2 separate regions of the Homo sapiens genome follow, and region 2 is linked to region 1. Evidence: chromatin loops called from intact Hi-C (ENCODE). Cell type or tissue: endothelial cell of umbilical vein. All regions are shown on one strand. Each heading gives the region's core, and the rest is flanking DNA. Links, peaks and the distances in the headings are about the cores only. Region 1 holds the start of ITGB3 (integrin subunit beta 3). Region 2 holds the start of CDC27 (cell division cycle 27).

Evidence for each region. Hi-C counts contacts between places; a loop is a spot of excess contacts. Peaks named below come from ENCODE experiments on the same cell type or tissue, not always from the same donor. Only the 100,000 strongest peaks of a DNase experiment are listed, where the experiment ranks them.
Region 2: it touches region 1 in a loop (6-fold over the local background); 2 of 110 quality-filtered maps call a loop at or near these places.

The regions. Positions count from the first base shown.
Region 1 is chr17:47,249,191-47,259,393 of GRCh38, reverse strand. ITGB3 (integrin subunit beta 3) reads right to left here and starts at 5,567. Exons shown (of 15, transcript NM_000212.3): 1 at 5,454-5,567. The coding sequence starts at 5,532. It also overlaps the pseudogene RNU7-186P. RefSeq lists a silencer at 5,513-5,772. In endothelial cell of umbilical vein, for the core only: a CTCF peak has its summit at 5,470; DNase peaks (open chromatin) are centred at 1,213 and 5,473; H3K4me3 peaks cover 1,592 bases; H3K27ac peaks cover 2,119 bases.
Region 2 is chr17:47,184,135-47,194,337 of GRCh38, reverse strand. CDC27 (cell division cycle 27) reads left to right here and starts at 5,043. Exons shown (of 19, transcript NM_001256.6): 1 at 5,043-5,192. The coding sequence starts at 5,166. It also overlaps a transcript of MYL4 not described here. RefSeq lists enhancers at 5,119-5,308, 4,839-5,435 and a silencer at 5,469-5,518. In endothelial cell of umbilical vein, for the core only: no CTCF peak of the experiment used is centred there; DNase peaks (open chromatin) are centred at 4,927, 5,367, 5,727 and 5,827; H3K4me3 peaks cover 1,730 bases; H3K27ac peaks cover 1,807 bases.

The sequences.
Region 1 (10,203 bases), core at 1,026-9,025:
TCTAGCAAGCTTTCTGGTTTTGGCCAAAAAGCCACCCACCCACCCACCCTCCCAAAAAAAAGGAAAAAAAAAAAGTCAAGTGGGTTGTTTTTTCAGAGATGCTACCAAAAATGTAAAAAGGTAGAATAGCCCCCAGGTTTACTTAACAACTTCTGACTCCAAGCATCATGACATACAATATTTGGCCACAAAATATCTGTTACTCCTATGAGCAAGAATAATAAGTGTTGGTTGCTACAGAATCCTCTCTAGTATCCTGAAGTCTTTAACTACTTAGCACATGGAAAATCTAATGACTTATATATAGCTAAATACATCTATCCAATTATAAAATTTAGAAGCTGAAAGCTGGGGAGCACCTCCAAAGTTTAACGGATCCAGTCCCACTGCTTTCAGGGTAACTGTTCCAACACGGAGGATGACGGAGTGGCCTCAGACAATGTCTTAGAGTTACTGATAGATGCAGCATCATAGATTAACCCCAAATGTATTGTGCTAAGTGAAAGAAGCCAGACTGAAAGTCTATACACTGCATGCTTTCATTTATATGACATTTTGTAAAACATAGAACTGCAGGGACAGGAAATAGATCAGCAGTTGCAACCGACGAGGGTTGAGGGTAGGGTATCGATTACAAAAGAGCTGGGGGGGCACCTGGCACAGTAGCTCACGCCTGTAATCCCAACACTTTGGGAGGCCGAGGTGGGCAGATTGCCTGAGCTCAGAAGTTCGAGACCAGCCTGGGCAATATGGTGAGACCCTGCCTCTAGAAAGAAAAAGAAGGGAAAAAAAGAGCTTGGGGGAATTTTAGGGGATGATGGAAAAATTCTGTATCTTGATGATGGCAATGGTTACTTGACTATATGCATTTGTCAAAATTCATAGAACTGTATGCACTAAAAAGGGTGAATTTTACTGTACATAAATTATACCTGAATTATCTAACAAAAAAAAAAAAAGAGTGTTTTTGGTGAGACTGTGTGTGTGGACAGAAAGGCAGATGCTATCACTTTTTTGCTGGAGAGTCTCACGTTTCAATAAATGCCAGCAGTTCCCACACGGGGAATAGGCAGTTCCCCTAAACAGAGTCATTTCCCTGCTCCCACCTTCATTTCCACTAGTGGCCTGAGCTCCATCAGGCACAATGAAGGTCCCACTCAGGAAGGGCCAAGGTTCAGGAAGAGGGAGCAGAGGCGATGGGGTGGAGCAGCCCACTCTGTGGGCAGCAGAGAGGGCTGGGTAAAACGAAGCGGTTCATCCCTGAAGCTGCTCAGTCACTCCCTCGGTTAATTATCTGTCTTCTGATTCATGAGTTGTGGTTCCTGTGGGCATGCTTCCTGGAGATTTCTGCCAACAAGGGAAGAAGGGTTCTTGGGACTGGGAGGGGATGATAACCTCAGATCCCAAGTAGGGTGGGGAGCTTTAGAGGAGAAATTTCGATCAGGAAATTCTAAAGTCATAGCCAGACTCCCCCTCCTCACTGTGGTGTGCTTGCCCCATCTTATGGTCTTCCCAGGAGACCTCTGTCACTCCTCACCCTTGCCCCAACACCCACACGTCCAAGGGGGAGAAAGGAGAATGTTGCCCTTCTAACGGCTCCTCCCAGGAGGGAAAAAAAGGCAGACACTTTACAGAGGATCCCTTGAGTTTTTCACACTCTCAGATCACAGGTCTAAATGGTGCAACAGTGCAGCGGCCCAAATGCCCAAAGAATTCATGATCTTGGCTATGTTTTCATACCCTCCAGATTATCCAAACGGAGCACTTGAGGATCTTGTATGAATGAGTGCAAATATTCAAATATTGGGTTTCTTAAAGGGAGGCACATCATCTATAGATGCCTTTACATAGCATTCCACAGATATTTGTTTTGCTGCCTATGTGCCAGGCAGTGGGCATAGAGTATTGAACAAAATAGACATGTCCCTCTTCTCATGGAACTTGAAGTCTTATAGATCCTTTTATCTTCCTCTTTTTTCAGATACAGGGCTTGAGGTTTTCTTATGGGTAAAGCAAATGTATAAGCCTTTTTCCTTCTTGGCTTCTTCTGTGGATTCTTGCCGGGTTAGAGTAGCTGAGATATGCCAAACCAGCAATGAGGAACGAGTTGAAATAAGAGGGACCCCCTCTCACATATGTGGGGGAAAGGGACCCCATCAGTTTCATTCTGGAAGCCTGCATAGCGCATATGCATGAAGTAGTAACAGCTTTTGCCTCCAATACATGGCAGATAGCATGGATAGGAAGAATAATGACAATAGTAGTTGTCATTCATTAAACACTTATTTTGTGCCTCTGTTTCATTTAATCAGCATAATCATAGGCATTGTTTCCTCTGCCTTACAAATGAGGAAACTGAGGACTCAAGAGATTAGGTAACTTATTTAAGGCCACACAGCCTACAGGAGACAAAGTCAAGAATCAAACCCACATCTTACTGGCTTTAAACCATAGCCCTCCCTTTCCGAAGCCAACAAGCCTTCCTGCTGTGTTTCTCCAGGACCTGAGGATACCTGCAGAGGGCTTCGATTGGAGAGCTTCTAGGATATAAACTCCAGAAGAGAAATAAGCACCTCAGCTTAGACCTAATTAGGTCAGAATAAAAACCTAAACACGAGGAAGACACAAAACCCATACTTCCTGGGTGAAGCTAAAAAGATCATCTTTGTACATAAAATGAAAAACTTGATGCTATCCTCAGTCAATCTCTCTTCTCCCCAAAGCAGACTCCGCTACTCTGGGACAACCTCTCTGTGCCACTCAGCTCTTTCTGTGCCCCTTCAACACTTGGAGTCCCAACACAACTCTCCTACTCTCATCCCACCATCTGCTTCCCCAGGGATCTGAAGACCCTACCACCAACACTGGGATGGCAGATATAAATATAGTAGAAACTGATTTGTGAGGTTGGGGGGGGGGGTATTACTCTGGAAGTCTGACTTTAGAGCCCCTGCCCTTAAACACTACTGTACACTGCTTCTCAGAGAGAGTGTGGGGCTAGCTCAGCACAACCCATTACCACTTCTGGAATCGCCCCAATCACAAGATTAATCTGTGAACAGATCGCCTAAGGATTTTTTTTTAATTTTTAGTAGAGATTAGGTCTCACTATGTTGCCCAAGCTGGTCTCGAACTCCTGGGCTCAAGCAATCCTTCTACCTCCACTTCCCAAAGTGCTGGGATTACAGGCGTGAGCCACCGTGCCTGACCAGATATCTTAAAGGATCTTTTAATGCAAACTTACGTATGTCAATGCAGTGGAATCCAATACACTCCAAAGTGAATTTAGAAGACTGTGAATGTGAAAATTTTTTAATGACAGCAAAAATTGTCGTAAGTGCATGGAAGCAAGCATCTCATCCTGGACAGGACAAGGATACCCTTTTTTTAATTATGTATTTATTTATTTATTTATTTATTTATTTTTACTGAGTTGCCCTGGTGGATTTCTCCATTCCCGGCATCAATAGCCAGCAGCATCTGACCCAAGGCTCCACATGTCCCAGGGCAGAATGCTGGAGATTCTTATTTCTGTGTCATAGTCATCAGACTGCTCACTGCACGCTAACACTATCAGCTGATCTGTTTTAGTCCCAGTCACATAGGAAATGCAGCAATAACCACTGCAATATTCCTCTACATATCAACTGTAATCCCTCCTTCAAGATACCCTTGGCCGGGTGCGGTGGCTCACGCCTGTAATCCCAGCACTTTGGGAGGCCAAGGCAGGCTGATCACGGGGTCAAGAGATCGAGATCATCCTGGCCAACATGGGGAAATCCCGTCTCTACTAAAAATACAAAAATTAGTAGGGCGTGGTGGTGCGTGCCTGTAATCCCAGCTACTCGGGAGGCTGAGGCAGGAGAATCCCTTGAACCCGGGAAGCGGAGGTTGCAGTGAGCTGAAATCGCGCCACTGCACTCTAGCCTGGCGACAGCGAGAGTCCATCTCAAAACAAACAAACAAACAAAAAAAGATATCCTTGCCCTGTCCAGAATGAGTTATACGTCTATACATACACAGAAGAGTCTTGACGGGAATCACTAAAGTATTTTCGAATAGTTTATCTTTGAAGTGAATTTATCAACAAATCTTCCCTTTTTAAAATAAATCCTGGCCAGGTGCGGTGGCTCACGCCTGTATTCCCAGCACTTTGGGAGGCTGAGGTGGGCGGATCACTTGAGGCCAGGAGCTCCAGACCAGCCTGGCCAACATGGTGAAACCGCGTCTCTACTAAAAATACAAAAATTAGCCGGCCGTGGTGGCAGGCGCCTGTAATCCCAGCTACTCGGGAGGCTGAGCCAGAAGAATCGCTTAAACCCAGGAGGCAGAAGTTGCAGTGAGCCGAGAACCCACCACTGCACTCCAGCCTGGGCGACAGAGCAAGACTCCGTCTCAAAAATAAATAAATAAATAAATAAATAATAAAATAAAATAACAAATCCCTTCTGCAGGGTGTAGATTGTTTTACGAGTACTACAGTTTTTATTAAAAATACTTACATGCACTCTTGTGTCATCCTCTGAGGCAGAGGCGGCCCCAGCAGACCAGGAGCCAGGGTTTCTCTCCAGCCCAGGCAAAATCACCAAGGACTCAGAGAGGACCACGGGCAGCAACCCCGGGCTGTGCCCGCTCCATCCCTCCACCTGTGTCCCCAGTACCAAAGAGGCCGAATGCCAATTGCCCTGACGGCTGACGGTGTGCGCAGCAGCCAGAGACAAAGCCAAGGATCCCACCGGCCCAAGGGAGCCTTTTCATGGCTCCCCGAATACACTAGAGATTTTTCGGGTGCAGGGTCTGCCCTGGGAGCAGAGGCACCGCTGCCACCTGGGGACACTGGAGGAGGCAAAGCCCTCATCCTGCTCCAAAACAACCCCGCAGGAAGCCAAGTTGAAGGTAAAAAAAAGAAAGAAAGAAAGAAAAAAGGAAAAGAAAAAACCTTCTGGAGAAAGCGTAACAGGAGAAATTGGAAATGTGGGGAAACTGGCAAACCCGCGCGCGCGCACGCTCTCACCCAGGAAGCTACAGCGGCATCCCTCTGCCAAGGCGCGGGAACAACCCCCGGAAGCCCCACCTCGCCTTGGCTCCTGGGCCAGTCGTCCTTGGCCCGACCAGGACCACCCGCGACGCGCGCAGCCCCGGGTGAGCGCGGGGCTCAGAGATGCGCCCACCGCACCGTGCGCGCCGCGGCGGCCGGGAAGGCGCTCAGCCTGGCTGATGGCTTCGGCGTCTCGGAGGACCCGCTCCCAGGCACCAGGCACCTCTCAGCCCCGCCACCGCCGGGCCAGGAAGGTCCCCAGCTCCCGGCTCCGACCGCGCCAGCCAGGACACGCGCATTCCCAGCGCAGACGCGCGGGACCAGCCCTCCGCGTTTGCCGGCTCCAAGTCCGCAACTTGACCGGGGCGCAGATCCTGGGGCAGCTGCGACGCTGCCGAGCCGGAGCCTCACTCACCTCCTACGCCAACGCCCGCCAGCGCCCCCAGCGCCAGCACAGTCGCCCAGAGCGGCCGGGGCCGCGGCCGCGCTCGCATCTCGTCCGCCTCCCGCGGCGCTCCGCCCGCCCCACAGTGGGCGCCGCCGCCCGCGGCCGCTTTTCCCGCAGCGGGAGGGGAGGGGAGGGGACGCGGTGGGTGGGACGCAACGGGGCGGGCCGCGGACTCGCGCTTCCTCCCCTCCGGCTTCTCTAGATCCCCTCGCGCTTCTCTAGACCCTGCGCCTGAGAGGGAGCGGTGGGAAACTATTGCTCCTCTCTCGCCGCCTCCCTCGCCTCGCCCACGAGGACCCGCCTGCCAGCCGGGTCGTCAGCGCATCCTGGTCCCGGGGGTCCGCGACTGGGCACTTGGTGTGCTTAGAAAGGCCAGGAGCCTGTGGCCCCTCTCCGGACCCTTCCAGTCCCGCCTCCTGGGAGACCCTGTTTCGCTGGATTCTTGGGACACATTCACCCACTACCTCGAGTTTCATTCATTCACACTTTAATTCATTTGACTGGCAAACATCTGCTGAATGCCTTCTCTGAACCGGTTCAGTCCTTTATTATTCACTAATTTTTTTCTTGCCTTAGTTTGGTTTTCCGGTAGACTACCTACCTGTTGAGGGCAAGACCACATCCCAAGCTTGCGTAAGCAGTGATAGGTCCATGAAGAGCCTCGCCCTACAAACACTTGCTTGCACCTAGCCAGTGTCTGAAAACGTTTCAGAACACAGCATATTGCCTCCAAATTCACACTCACAGGCTTTGGGACTTTATCTATTTTCCTCAAAGGCCTCCTGCCTGACTCCCCCAAACTGTGGCCCCTTATCTCCCACCCCAATCTTTCTTTGAGTCCCTGGGTCTTCCCCAGACTTAAAACCTCTGGAAGCTCAGAGAGGCAAAATACTATGGCTATGAGCAAGAGGGCACCAGGAAGTAGCTGGTAGTGCAGCCTGCCTCAATGGGTAGTCCTGATGGTGATAAAAACAAGGCCAGAGGCATCAGTTCCCCTTTAGGGCTTTCAGAGTGGCCCTGGGCTTCCCTACGCAGCGTGCCCACCCTCTTCTGAGACACACAAGATGCCAGACAACTGGCCCTGACCCATCTCTCCAGCCCATCTCCCACCCTAGTCCAAGAAGATACTTGTCATTCCCCAATGCTCCATGCCTTCCTATCTGACTGATTTTCCTTCCTTTTTCCACTTGGAAAATTCCACTTATCTTTCAAAACATCTCAGATGCCATCTTTTTCCATGTAATTTTTTTCTGACAATCCTCCACCTCCTGCCCCACCCTCCCAAACACTAGGACCTTAATAGTAACACACATCAGCTGAAGCGTCACTAGCAATTTGCAAGGGGAAAAGCCAGCTCTGCAAAGGGTACTTGGGCCCTCTGACCTGGGTTTTCAGGCTGAAGCTCCATCTACCTCCCCTGGCTGCAGAGGGCCTCTAGGCCAGAAGCATTTTAACAGCAGTGTCAATGCCCTGGAGCAAAGTTCAGGTCACATGGCCTGGTTACATCTCTGCCTAAGTATTTAGTTATCTGCTCCATTCCCATATATATAAAACCAATCTCCAGCCACTTAGGTGTCTCCTTAGCCTATCCCTGCTGTCAGCAACCACTTGGGGTGGGCACTGGCCTCAGCAAGTATGCTAAGTCCACAACCCTAGCCCAAGCCCTAGCAAACATGACATAATTGTGCAAGTGAGTCCATCCTGCACTCCCAGCCCCAGGGAAGGCAAAGGAGCTAGTCCATTCACATTTAGTATAGTAATTGATGGTTGTGTTTACATTTACTATCTTGTTATTCGTTCTATCTTTTTGGCTGGTTTCTCTGTTTCTCTTTTTCTGCTTTCTTTTGGGATAATTTTTTTTTCTCTACTGGCTTCCTAGCTACACCTCGTTTGCATGTGTGTGTGTGTGTGTGTGTGTGTGTGTGTGTGTTTGCTCTAGGTATTACAATATTCCTCCTTAACTTATCATACAGTAGCCTATGTTGAATTAATATTGAACAATTCTATGTAAATTGTAAGAACCTGTAAACTAAAAATAACATTATAAGCCCCCCCACAACTGTCTGAACTAACCCTTCCTCTCAGCCAAGGGCATTCCAAAGTTAATCTGAAAAACTAGTTCAGACCATGATGTGAAGCAGGTTTGGGGAAGGTGGAGGGGGGGTGGTGGTTGAATATGCCTCACAGCTGACCAGCATTAGCATCAACACAAAGACCTTAAGGCTGATAGAATAGACTCTCTAAGTCTGATAAGAAACATTAACAGTCTATTCTGTCTGAAGCCTCTGGCTTCATCTGCATGATAAAAGTTTGGTCTCCACAACCCTTTATCCTAACTCAGACATTCCTTTCTGTTGGTTCTAGGTCTTTAGATAATAACACTTACAACCAATTGCCAATGAAAAAATCTTTGAATCCGTCTCTAACCTGGAAGTCCCTGTGTCAGATGTCCTGCCTTTCTGGACTGAACCAATGTTCAATGTACATGTATTGATTGATGTCTTTTGTCTCCCTAAAATGTATAAAACTGAGCTGTAGCCTGACCACCTTGGGCACGTGTCTTCAGGACTTCCTGAGGCTATGTCATGGGCATGTGCTTAACCTTGGCCAAATAAACTTCTAAATTGATTGAGACTTGTCTCTTCAAGTACATTAAAGATGGTCTGCTGTTTGCTGTCTCCATCATCTCTGGTGAGAAGTCTGCCATCCTTTATATTCTTGTTTCTCTTTCTTCTCCTCCTGGATTTTTTTCCCTAACTTTTTATTTTGAAATCATTAATACTTACAGAAGAGTTACAAAATACTAAAGAGAGTTTTCTTATGTCCTTCACCCAGCTTCCCCTAACGTTCACATCTTACATTTCTACATCATAATTATCAAACACAGGAAATTAACATCGATATAATACTATCAATTCATCTAGCTACAGAATTTGAATTTTACCATTTTTTTTCCCATTAATGTTCTTTTTCTGGTCCAGGATCTAATCCATTGTATTTAGTCATCATGTCTCCTTAGTTGGCCTCAATCTGTGACATTTTCTCAGTCTTTCTCATTCATCACTTTGACACTTTTGAAAAGTCTAGGCCAGCCGGGTGTGGTAGCTAATGCCTATAATCCCAGCACTTTGGGAGGCCAAGGCAGGTGGATCACTTGAGGTCAGGAGTTCAAGACCAGCCTGGCCAAGATGGCGAAACGCTATCCCTACTAAAAATACAAAAAAGGGCCAGGCGTGGTGGCTCATACCTGTAATCCCAGCACTTTGGGAGGCCAAGATGGGCAGATCACCTGAGGTCAGGAGTTTGAGGTCAGCCTGGCCAACATGGTGAAACCCTATCTCTACCAAAAATACAAAAAATTAGCCAGGCATCATGGCAGGCACTTGTAATCCCAGCTACTTAGGAGGCTGAGACAGGAGAATCGCTTGAACCTGGGAGGCGGAGTTGCAGTGAGCCAAGATCACACCACTGCACATCAGCCTCGGTGACAGAGCAAGACTCCGTCATACACACACATACACACAAATTAGCTGGGCATGGTGGTACGTGCCTGTAGTCCCAGCTACTTGGGAGGCTGAGGCAGGAGAATCACTTGAACCTGGGAGGCAGAGGTTGCTGTGAGCCGAGATTGCACCGCTGCACTCCAGCCTGGGTGACAGAGGAAGACTCCATCTCAAAAAGAAAAAAAAAGAAAAGAAAAGTCTAGGCCAGTTTTTTGTAGTATTTTGTTTATTTGGGGCTTGTCTGTTGTTTTCTCATTTTGGACAATAATACCACAAAAATGATGTTGTGCCTTCTCAGTACATCATATCAAGGAGTATATGATGTTGATATGGCTTATTACTTTGATCACATTGTTAAGGTGGTGTCTGCCAGGTTTATTCACTATAAAGCTACCATTTCTGTGAATGACAGGGCCTTAGCAGATGGATAATAAAAAGTAAAAAAATACAAAAAAAAAGCTACCATTTTTCTCTTTGTAATCAATACATATTTAATGGGAGGATACTTTAATTTTATGCAAATATCATAATGGTTTCATAATTTCACCCACTAATTTTATCATCCATTGATGATTCTTAACTGCAACAATTATTACTGTGGCATTTGATTCACAGTGATTTTCTATTTTCCTTTTTCTTATACAGTTATTAATTAACATTCAACAGTAAAGAAGAGCTGTCCCTTCTCTTCCACTTTAAAATTTGTTTATTTATGTCAGTATAAACTCACAGATATTTATTTTATTGCAGGACTGATAATCCAGTACTATCATTATTATGCTGCTCAAATTGTCCCAGGTTTTTCTCTAGCTACTCTATTCAACATCATCTAGATGTCGTCTATCTATTTGGAGACAGTTTTCAAATCCTTTCTAAGATTTATGTTCTCTAGGTGATATGACCCCAATTTATTTTATTTTATTTTATTTTATTTTATTTCATTTCATTTCATTTTTGACACAGGATCTTGCTCTGTTGCCCAGGCTAGAGTGCAGTGACATGATCATAGCTGATTGTAGCCTTGAACTCCTGGGCTAAAGCAATCCTCCTACTCCAGCCTCCTCAGTATCTAGGACTATAGGCACACACCACCACATCCAGATAATTTTTAAATTCTTTGTAGAGACAGAGTCTTCCTATGTTGCCCAGGCTTGTCTCAAACTCCTGGCCTCAAGTGATCTTCCTGCCTTGGCCTCTTAAAGTCCTGGGATTAC
Region 2 (10,203 bases), core at 639-8,638, 65 kb after region 1:
AGAGACAGAGCTGAGGCTGGGAATAAATCTGTACAAACCTTGTTAAACTAACCCTTATCTAATCTTTTGGGCAATGGAAAAGATGGTGATATCTTAAACTGGGATAGGAAATATTTTAAGACAATGAGGGGTTCCATTCCGAACAAAGTACCTATGAGACATCCAGATAAAGGTGTCCTCTTGGCAGTTAGTCATTTGGGCCTGGAGCTCTAAAAAGTAGTCTGGCTGGAGATACAAATTTTTCAAACCATTTGTAGATGAGAAACTGGGGCCACAAGAATGGATAGGGGCGGGGTATGGTGGCTTACGCCTGTAATCCCAGCACTTTGGGAGGCCAAGGTGGGTGGATCACCTAAGGTCAGGAGACCAGCCTGGCCAACATGGCGAAACCCCATCTCTACTAAAAATGCAAAAATTAGCCTGGCATGGTGGCGTGTGCCTGTGGTCCCAGCTACTCGGGAGGCTGAGGCAGGAGAATCGCTTGAACCTGGGAGGTGGAGGTTGCAGCGGGCTGAGATCACACCACTGCACTCCAGCCTGGGTGACAGAGTGAGACTCTGTCTCAAAAGAAAGGAAAGAGAAAGAAAAAGGAAGAAAGAAAGAAAGGAAGGAAGGAAGGAAGGAAAGAAAGAAAGAAAGGATAGTTTTGCCTAAGAAGAATGTGTAGGGTGGGTGAGAAGAAGGCCTAGAACAGGTCCTTGAAGCATGCTTAATATTAAAGGGGCTGGCAGAGGAGCTGCAAAGGAAACCGATTAAAAAACAGAGCAGTAGGCCAGGCGCAGTGGCTCATGCCTGTAATCCCAGCATTTTGGAAGGCTGAGGCAGGCAGATCACTTGAGGTCAAGAGTTCGAGACCAGCCCAGCCAACATGGCGAAACTCCGTCTCTACTGAAAATACAAAAATTAGCTGGGTGTGGTGGCGCACACCTGTAAATTCAGCTACTCAGGGGGCTGAGGCAGGAGAATCGCTTGAACCCAGGAGACGGAGGCTGCAGTGAGCCGAGATAGCGCCATTGCACTCCAGCCTGGGTGACAGAGCGAGACTCTCTCAAACAAACAAACAAACAAAAACAGAGCAGTAGGAGGAAAGCTAGGAGATGGTGTCATTAGAGAAGCCAAAAGAAGAGGATGATTTGACCAAAGAGTAAACATGGTGAGGGTGGGGTGGGGGTGGTGGGGTGCAAGGTCAGGTAAGGAGGCCATAAAACCGCACGCAACAGGGACAAAATGAAGGGTACAGACAAGGAGGACTGAAAGACTTCAGGAGAGTACACTTACTCTGGGCTATGTTTCAGTGGGACCTACATTTTGCTACTGATATCACGTCTAGCTTTTTGAATAGTTCCCTAAATGCCAGCCTCCAAATCTGACTGAATATGAAATAGACCAAGAAGCAGGCTTAGGAGAAAAAATAATTTTCCAATTCCATTTTTGGAATAATGCTGTTGTAACCCAACTCCACTCACTAGCCAAACATATTGGATAACGGATGACAGCAGGATGCCCAAGTGGTTGATGAATAGCGAGTTTAAGTAGGTCAATTAGGAGCAGAGAAGGAAGTAAAAACACTCCAAAATACCCCATCAAAGTACTTCAAACAATGTGGCTTTGCTGTGGATGAGTAGAAACCACAACAGATGTATTAGCCTGGTCAACAACAATCAGAAAGGAGATGCTTTTTTTTTTTTGAGACACAGTCTTGCACTGTCACCCAGGCTGGAGTGCAGTGGCCCGATCTCAGCTCACCGCAAGCTCCGCCTCCCAGATTCACGCCATTCTCCTGCCTCAGCCTCCCCAGCAGCTGGGGACCACAGGTGCCCACCACCACGCCCGGCCAATTTTTTGTATTTTTAGTAGAGATGGGGTTTCACTGTGTTAGCCAGGATGGTCTCGATCTCCTGACCTTGTGATCTGCCCGCCTTGGCCTCCTAAAGTGCTGGGATTACAGGCGTGAGCCAACGCGCCTGGCCTTTTTTTTTTTTTGAGACGGAGTTTTGCTCTTGTTGCCCAGGCTGGAGAACAATGGCGCAATCTCAGCTCACCGCAACCTCCACCTCCCAGGTTCAAGCGATTCTCCTGCCTCAGCCTCCCAAGTAGCTGGGATTACAGGCATGTGCCACCACGCCCAGCTAATTTGGTATTTTTAGTAGAGACAGGTTTTCTCCATGTTGGTCAGGCTGGTCTGGAACGCCTGACCTCAGGTGATCCGTCTGCATTGGCCTCCCAAAGTGTTGGGATTACAGGCGTGAGCCACCTCACCCAGCCAGGAAATGCTCTTTTTTAGGTTAAAAAAAGAAAAAAGGCTTTAGGCAAATTCTAAGCCTATAAGCCAGAGTGCCAAGCATCAGAGGCTCTTTAAATGCTGACTCTAGATCCATATTTTCACAAAGTATCATCTTTATGTATCCTCTGTGGTAAGGTCCTATATTTAGGTTTACAAAACTCTGCTGCACACATACAAGACTTGGGTTGGCAGCATGTTGTGTGAAAAAGAGCTGAGTCCGTAAATGACCACACAAGTTTAGCATGAGCAAACAGTGTCATGTGACTGCTAAAAAATGTAAATACAGGCTGGGCACAGTGGCTCACACCTGTAATCCCAGCACTTTGGGAGGCCGAGATGGGTGGATCATGAGATCAGGAGTTTGAGACCAGCCTGGCCAACATGGTGAAACCCCGTCTCTACTAAAAATACAAAAATTAACCGGGCGTGGTGGTGCGCACCTGCAATCCCAGCTACTCGGGACGTTGAGACAGGAGAATTGCTTGAACCCCGGAGGCGGAGGACGCAGTCAGCCGAGATTGCGCCATTACACTCCAGCTCTGGGCAACAGAGCAAGACTCAGTCTCGGAAAAAAAAAATGTAAATACAACTGTAGTCCACTTTAATAGACGTGTCCAGATAATAATAGTCCAACTGCATTCTGAATTATTCAGAATAAATCTGGAGTACTGTGTTCAGTTGAAAGGGTCACATTTTAAGAGTGATAGCTCTTACTTATCCCTTTCTTTCCATTCCCAATCTTAGATACTCTCATCTCATATCTAGCGTGGTAGATTGTTTCCAAAGATGACCCAAAAACTCCTCCCATGGCACACGCCCTTTGTGGTGTTACTTTGCCACTCTTCCCATTAAGAAGTAGACTATTCCTCCTGGTGAATCCAGGGTGGCTCTGAGTCTTACTCTGACCAACAAGAAGTGATGCTCACAGGCCTAGGCCTAAGGGACCTCACAGCTTCTATTTTTGCGCACTTTGTTGTCAACCACCAAGTCAAGAAGCTGGAGCTAAACTACTGACTCATAAGAGGCCAGTGTGAAAAGAGAGGTCATGCAGAGAAGAAATGAAGGACCCAGCCAATAGCTACCACTGACACCCTAGACATGTGAGTGAAGCCATCTTGAATCTTTCAGCCCTAGCCAAGCCAGTGCTGGTGATGTTCTTCTATATCTGTGTGACTGTCCAATATGGCAGTCACTAGCCACATACAGGGCTACTGAATCCTTGGAATGTGGCTAGGGCATCTGAAGAACTTCATTTTTAATTTCATTTTAACTTAAACTTTAAATAGCTAATGGCTACTTTCCAGGCCAGTGTAAAAGTCTGTTACCACTCAAGTCATCCAGCATAATCCCGCTAAAGCAACTGGGCACAGGGCAGCCAAAAATCATCTTAGCACCTGCCCTTTAGGGGCTATAAGTATATATACAGTGACAAGACAAGGCGGTGGAGAAGGATGCAGTGTAGCTCTGTCAGCCTTGTTTTTAAAAATGAAAGAAAAAATATCTCCCTCTAACATCACCCAAAGGGAAATTTCCAAGCAATGGAATATATCATGATTCTCACATCTAGCCTAGAGAGCTCCTGACTAGAAAAGTAACTTTCAAAAACTGTTTCCTCATCTGCTGAAAAACAAAATTTAAACAGTCCCCTGGTTCACTCTTTTTGGGGGGAGAAGGGGAGCAGAAAGGAAATATGAGAGAGTCTACATTGCATGCTAGACACGGCCACATTTATAATACATCGAATTCTCTTAATCCTTTTTTTTCAAACTAAGCGAACATAAGTTCAGAGAGGTAATTTGCCAAGGACCTATGACTAGTTAGTGCTAAAGATAAAATTCAAAACCAGGCCTCTGAATTTCCGACCCCCTACTCTTCCCACCACAGCGGAATGCCTCACCTATCAAAAATAAAAATTTCTAATGGCCTATTGAGCTTTTCCATGATCTCTTCACCTAAGTAACTATTTCCAATTAATGCCTTCTTAGCAGACTGATCCCATTTTTCCTCCCTTCACTTTCCTATACTTCTTTTTCCTCTAATTTTACCCATCCTTCAAACTCCATTTTAAACTTTTTTTTCCTTCCATAGAACTTTCCTTATCTTATCACAATTGCCCTCTCTGAATTTTTATATTACTTATAATAGGCACCATATAATATAGCGTTCTCTGTTACACTGCTTTTCCCTTAAATAGACCTTAATCTCCTTGAAGACAGAAGCTATCCTATGTCTTTGGGGAGTGGCAATCTTTCCAAATTTCTTTAGCTTTCCCCCAGAGCCGTGAGTAGATACTTCTGGAATGGACGAATGATCTAAACTCAATAGACAAATACTTGTTGATTCATTAAAGACAGCCCCAAACTCTGCTGTTTCACCCTTTGCTTCATAATCTACAGCACACCAATTAATCCAAAAGGGCTGAGGGGCTAATCCACACTGCAGCCCCGCCACGTAACGCTACCCGCCCGCGCTGTCACGCCACGCCCAGCCTGCTGGTTGCAGATTTGGCGTAGCCCAACCCTGGGACGGCCGATTGGGCGTGGTGTGCGTGGCTGAAGGCGTGGCTGAGAAGAGAAACCTACGCTTTGGGTCAGACTCGGTAGCTTCCGGTAATCTTCGACAATTTCCGGCAACGGTTTTCTCTCTCGTCGACCAACCTCGGGTATTTCCGACTCCCTTCGGGCTTTTCCGTCTGGTTCCCGCTCGGCTTTCTCCACTTCGGGTATTCCCGTGTCCCGCTCGGAAGCACTCGGCAATCGCTCGGCCTCCCCCATCCCCCGGTAACGGTCGCTGGTGAGTTTAAATGAGCAGGGGCTGGCCGGGCCGGAGCCGCTACAGGGGGGGCCTGAGGCACTGCAGAAAGTGGGCCTGAGCCTCGAGGATGACGGTGCTGCAGGAACCCGTCCAGGTAATGATAACCTTCTTCTCTGGGGCTTGGCTGGCAGCCTCGGTCGGGAAGCAGCAGCGTAGGGCCACTCCGCGGCCTGGTGCGGCCTAGGCCCGGCTGCTTCTCCCGCCTCCCCTGCTGCCGTGTCCTGCCTATCTTTAGTCAGTTCGGAGGCCTTGCCCACAGCCTAAGCCGTGTTACCTCTGGCCCTACATTACTTCACCCTTAGCGTGAGCGGCTTCGGCGAAAATAACCGCCTTTCCCGTCCGAGCCAACGTCCGGCCAGCCTTTCCTGTCAGTCCAGGGGCCTGGCTTGACTGGGGGTGGGAGATGAGGGGCCGAAAATGCACCCCAAGCGCTCTCTTGCCTAAAAGATGATCGAGAAGCACATTTGATCGGAGCTTGTGTGATCTTCGTGACGGTAGGGCAAGTTTACGGAGGTTTTTTTTATTTTGTCTTGTATGAGAGGGTGGAGGGAGCGTAGGATCGGTCTTTTTAATACTAATTTCTATTTTGGTAACAGACTTCCTATCCCACGTTTCCTTTCTCGGTGAATTTCCCACCGGACAATGATGGTTTGAGAAGACAACTCCAAGCCTCAGTGCTGAGGCGCAAGCACCAATACCAGGGGAGGAGGTGGAAAGGGCACATTTGGGTTGTTTTCATCCTCTCTGATGGGGATCAGGAGCATTTTGTTGTGCATGTTTATAAGGCATTCAGGAAATGAAACACAAATAATGGTGTTTCTGTCCATTTCACTGCCTTTACACCAGGGTATGCTTTGACGCACAGTGCTGTGTTGCATTAAAGGAACCCTATTGGATTTTAAGTGTGTGATGCGGTGCCAAGTCATTTTCCCCCCTGACATCTGGAGAAACTGTATCTTTTGTGCCTTGGTAATGGACCAGGTCTGGGAGACTTCATCCCACTATATGATCTTTAACTTGATCAGAATTGACCTCTATCAACTGCTGTCATTGAGTCATGGACTTTATTTTGAAGTTATAAAGCAAACTGATTTTTAGAAATTCCTTCATATTGCCCTTAAAAGGCTTGAGGTATCAAACAGTAAATATTTTAATATATCACTACTTTCATATTTATTTCATTTTTCTAAACAGCATGAAATACTCATTTCTTCTAGTTTGGTTTTTTTCTCCAGCTGTTTACATATAGCAGCTATTAGTGTTTGAATTAATAAAACGTAAGATTATATCTTATGAAATTTACCTGTCTGTAAGTTGTATTAGTTTTTCTAGAGCTATTTCCATCCAAATTCTTTTTACCAGTATAGTTTCTTTTAAGATTTTTTTTTATTCTGGCTGTAGATGAGGTAATTATATATATATAATTTTTTAAGGCCTAACATGAACTTAAATAGATAAGCAGATTACTCAAGTTATTTAATTTCTGTTGCATATTCTTATAATTTTGTTTTAATAGTTAATGATTTTTTTTTTTTTGCCTTCTCTGGCCCCAGAAGTCTTCTAAAGTGATAAACTAGTTGCATTGATAGACTATAACCACCATTTAATAATAATTTCAGACTTTATAAAAGCATGGAAGGCCGGGCGTGGTGGCTTACACCTGAAATCCCAGCACTTTGGGAGGCTGAGGCGGGTGGATCACCTGAGGTCAGGAGTTCGAGACCTGCCTGGCCAACACAGTGAAACCCTGTCTCTACTAAAAATATAAAAAATTAGCCAGGCGTGGTGGTGGGCGCCTGTAATCCCAGCTACTTGGGAGGCTGAGGCAGGAGAATTGCCTGAACCCAGGAGATGGAGTTTGCAGTGAGCCGACATGGTCCCGCTGCACTCCAGCCTGGGCGACAGAGTGAGACTCCATCTCAAAATAAATAAATAAATAAAAAATAAAAGCATGGAAAAGAAAAGGAATATGTAGCCTGTTTCTAGATAGTACCCATCAGGTTTCCTGTTTGTCCTTAAAGTACTCTGAGCAGTAATACACTTTGATATTTTTAAGGCTTAAATGTCAAATTTGCTTCTTTTTCATAGCAGCATTGTCCATTAGATTTTTGAGATAGTGGTAGAAAGTTTTAGGATATGACTAGGTGAAAATTTTGGTTGTATAGTATAAGAAGCCATTCAAGAATGGATTTGGAACAGTGAGAAGAACAAGCAACTTTGGCTACAATGATAAAGATCAATGATCAGGGATAGTGCTGCAAATGGGAAAGAATTAGGAAGAGAATAAAAATAGGACAGATATATAAGATACTGTCTTTATTAAAAAAAAAACTATGATGACAGATTGCGTGTATTTGGAAAGCAATGAGAGTAAGTTGGAAAATTGTTCTTTCTTGGAATGCCTCAGAGTTGATGGTATTACTAGGCATAGGAAAAAGTTCACAGAAAATATGAAGAACTGTTTTCTGCATTTTTTTTTCTTTAAAGTTTTAATGTAGAATGGCCAGTCCGATATACCATATATGCCTAAATTAAAACTCCGTCTCAAATTACTACCTCTCAGAAGAGTATTACTTTATATTTGAGTCCTTACAAAAGTCTCACATATGAGGCAGAATTTCTGTCAGTTCTTTTATTTTTAATGGTAACTATTTGGAAAGACACACTAGCCTAAGTGACTTCAGTGAGAGCTTTTTGAATATTTATAAAAGTCACCTGGTGAAATTGGTTTTTAAAAAAGAAGCAAAGAGATTTTATATAGATTTAGCAATTATTCCTAGGGGTAAGACTTCACAGAAGTGTTGGATGAAGTTGTAAATAAGCCTTTCGAAAATTAATTTAATAAGCAATATAGCAATTGGGTACTATATACATGATACTGTTTTAGAGATCATTAGATGGTGAAGGAGTACTCTTGGCTGGGGATAAAATGTTCAGGGACAGCATCTAACATGGATTCAAAGAGTAACATATTTTGGCTACTCAATGAGAAATTTAGATTTAATGTGCATTGGTAATGAATAACCATTATATGAGCAGAAGAGTTTTTGAGCAGAGGAATTATGTAATAAAAGCACCACTTTGGGAATATTTATCTGGTGCTGTTGGAAAGGGAGGAAGAGACAAGAGTTAGACATACAGACTAGTAGAATAATCCAACTGCATGATCATGTAGACCAGGGCTGCTTAATCTGAGCACTATTGACATTTGGGGCAAGCTAATACTTTGTTGGAAGCTGTGCATTGTAGAATGTTTTGTAGCATCCCTGGCTTCTAACCACTGGATGACCCCTCCATTTGTGACAACCAAAAATACCCTCTAGACATTGCTAAATGTTGGGGCATTAATTGGGAGTAAGAAGGCAAAATTGCCCAGAGTAAGAACCACTGACGTGCATCTAAACTAAATCAGTATCCTAGAAATTCAATTATAATGTATAATATGAAATTTCAACAGTGATTTTTTTCTTTGTATCTTCTTACATTGTCTGAAGCCTTTATTATCCATTTATTTTATGGTTTTTAAAAAAGGGCAGCTGACTGGGCACAGTGGCTCACGCTTGTAATCCCAGCACTTTCAGAGGCTGAGGCAGACAGATCACTTGAGCCAAGGAGTTCAAGACCAACAAATAAAATAAAATAAAGACAGCTTTTTTGACAAAAACAAGAACACAAAATGTATAAAAAATTTAACAAAAACAAGTAAACAAATTTTTTGTAATAAGCTTTCTCTAACAAAAAATTTATAATGATTACAGGCCGGGCGCGGTGCCTCACGCCTGTAATCCCAGCACTTTGGGGGGCTGAGGCAGGCGGATCACGAGGTCAGGAGATCGAGACCATCCTGGCCAACAGGGTGAAACCATTCCTTCTCTACTAAAAATACAAAAAAAATTAGCCGGGCATGGTGGCAGGCACCTGTAGTCCCAGCTACTCAGGAGGCTGAGGCAGGAGAATGGCGTGAACCCAGGAGGTGGAGCTTGCAGTGAGCCGAGATCGCGCCACTGCACTCCAGCCTGGGTGACAGAGTGAGACTCTGTCTCAAAAAAAAAGAGAAAAATTTATAGTGATTACATTTAAGTCTAAGTACAACTTATAGAGGTTTGTTTATATTTTAAATAATATTTTATATTTAAGAATAGCTAGCTGGTAAGGAATTTTGCAACTTTAAGCTGTTGGTTTATTTATCTTTTAAATTAGTGCACCTGGGGACTAACCCATTAATCAGTCAGATTTCTCTTAAACATTTTTTAGGGGAGAGGGAGAGGAGCGTTGTTCTTTTTGGCTTCATAACTTTCTTTTAGCAGCATTTCGTTCATCTGGCTTTAATTTGTAGAACTCTAGCGGTAATGCACTGGGTGTTCTTTTAAGGGAAGGCCCACACCATCAGTTGGGCAGAGGTGCTGATTTTAGCCCTGTTCATCATCAGCTACTAATCTGTAGTGCCTTAGAGAATAATCTGTTCTTCCCCCCAATCCCGGCACAAGAGACACTGTTAGTCAGGAACTTAGAATTGATTGAGCAAAGCGGGATGGAAGCAGTATGTGAGATTCTCGAGATGGCAAGTTTTTTCTGATGCTCTTAAGAACTGGTGATAAGGGAATGATGTTCTGAGCAAAGCTTGATTTTAAGTCAGAAATGGATACAACTCTTGAATATGATACCTTTTTTCCTTCTTTTTTCCCCCCGCCCTTGCCTCTTATTTCTTTAATTTTAAAAGGACAGAAAAAATTTCAAAGCTCTAGGACTTTTTGACTTTAGTATATGTGTGTGAAATTTTCCTAGTGGTCCATAGTAGTAAAATAGCTGGTAAATCATTTGAGTCTTTTGTGGCTTATATATTGCAAAATAAGCAGTTGTAGCAGGTATGCTGGGGAGATGTTATGCAACAGAAACTACATATTTATTGAATTTCTTTATATTAAGAGATTGGCAAGGAAAAGGTTTTCCAAGTGCTTAATGTATGATAGTATACTAGGAGCATTATAAATGGATCATTTCATTTAATCCACAAAACAACTCCAATAAATAAACTCCATTTATCAGATGAAGAGATTGAGGCTGAGAAAAGTTGAGTATTTCCCACAAAGTCCCACTACTGGAAG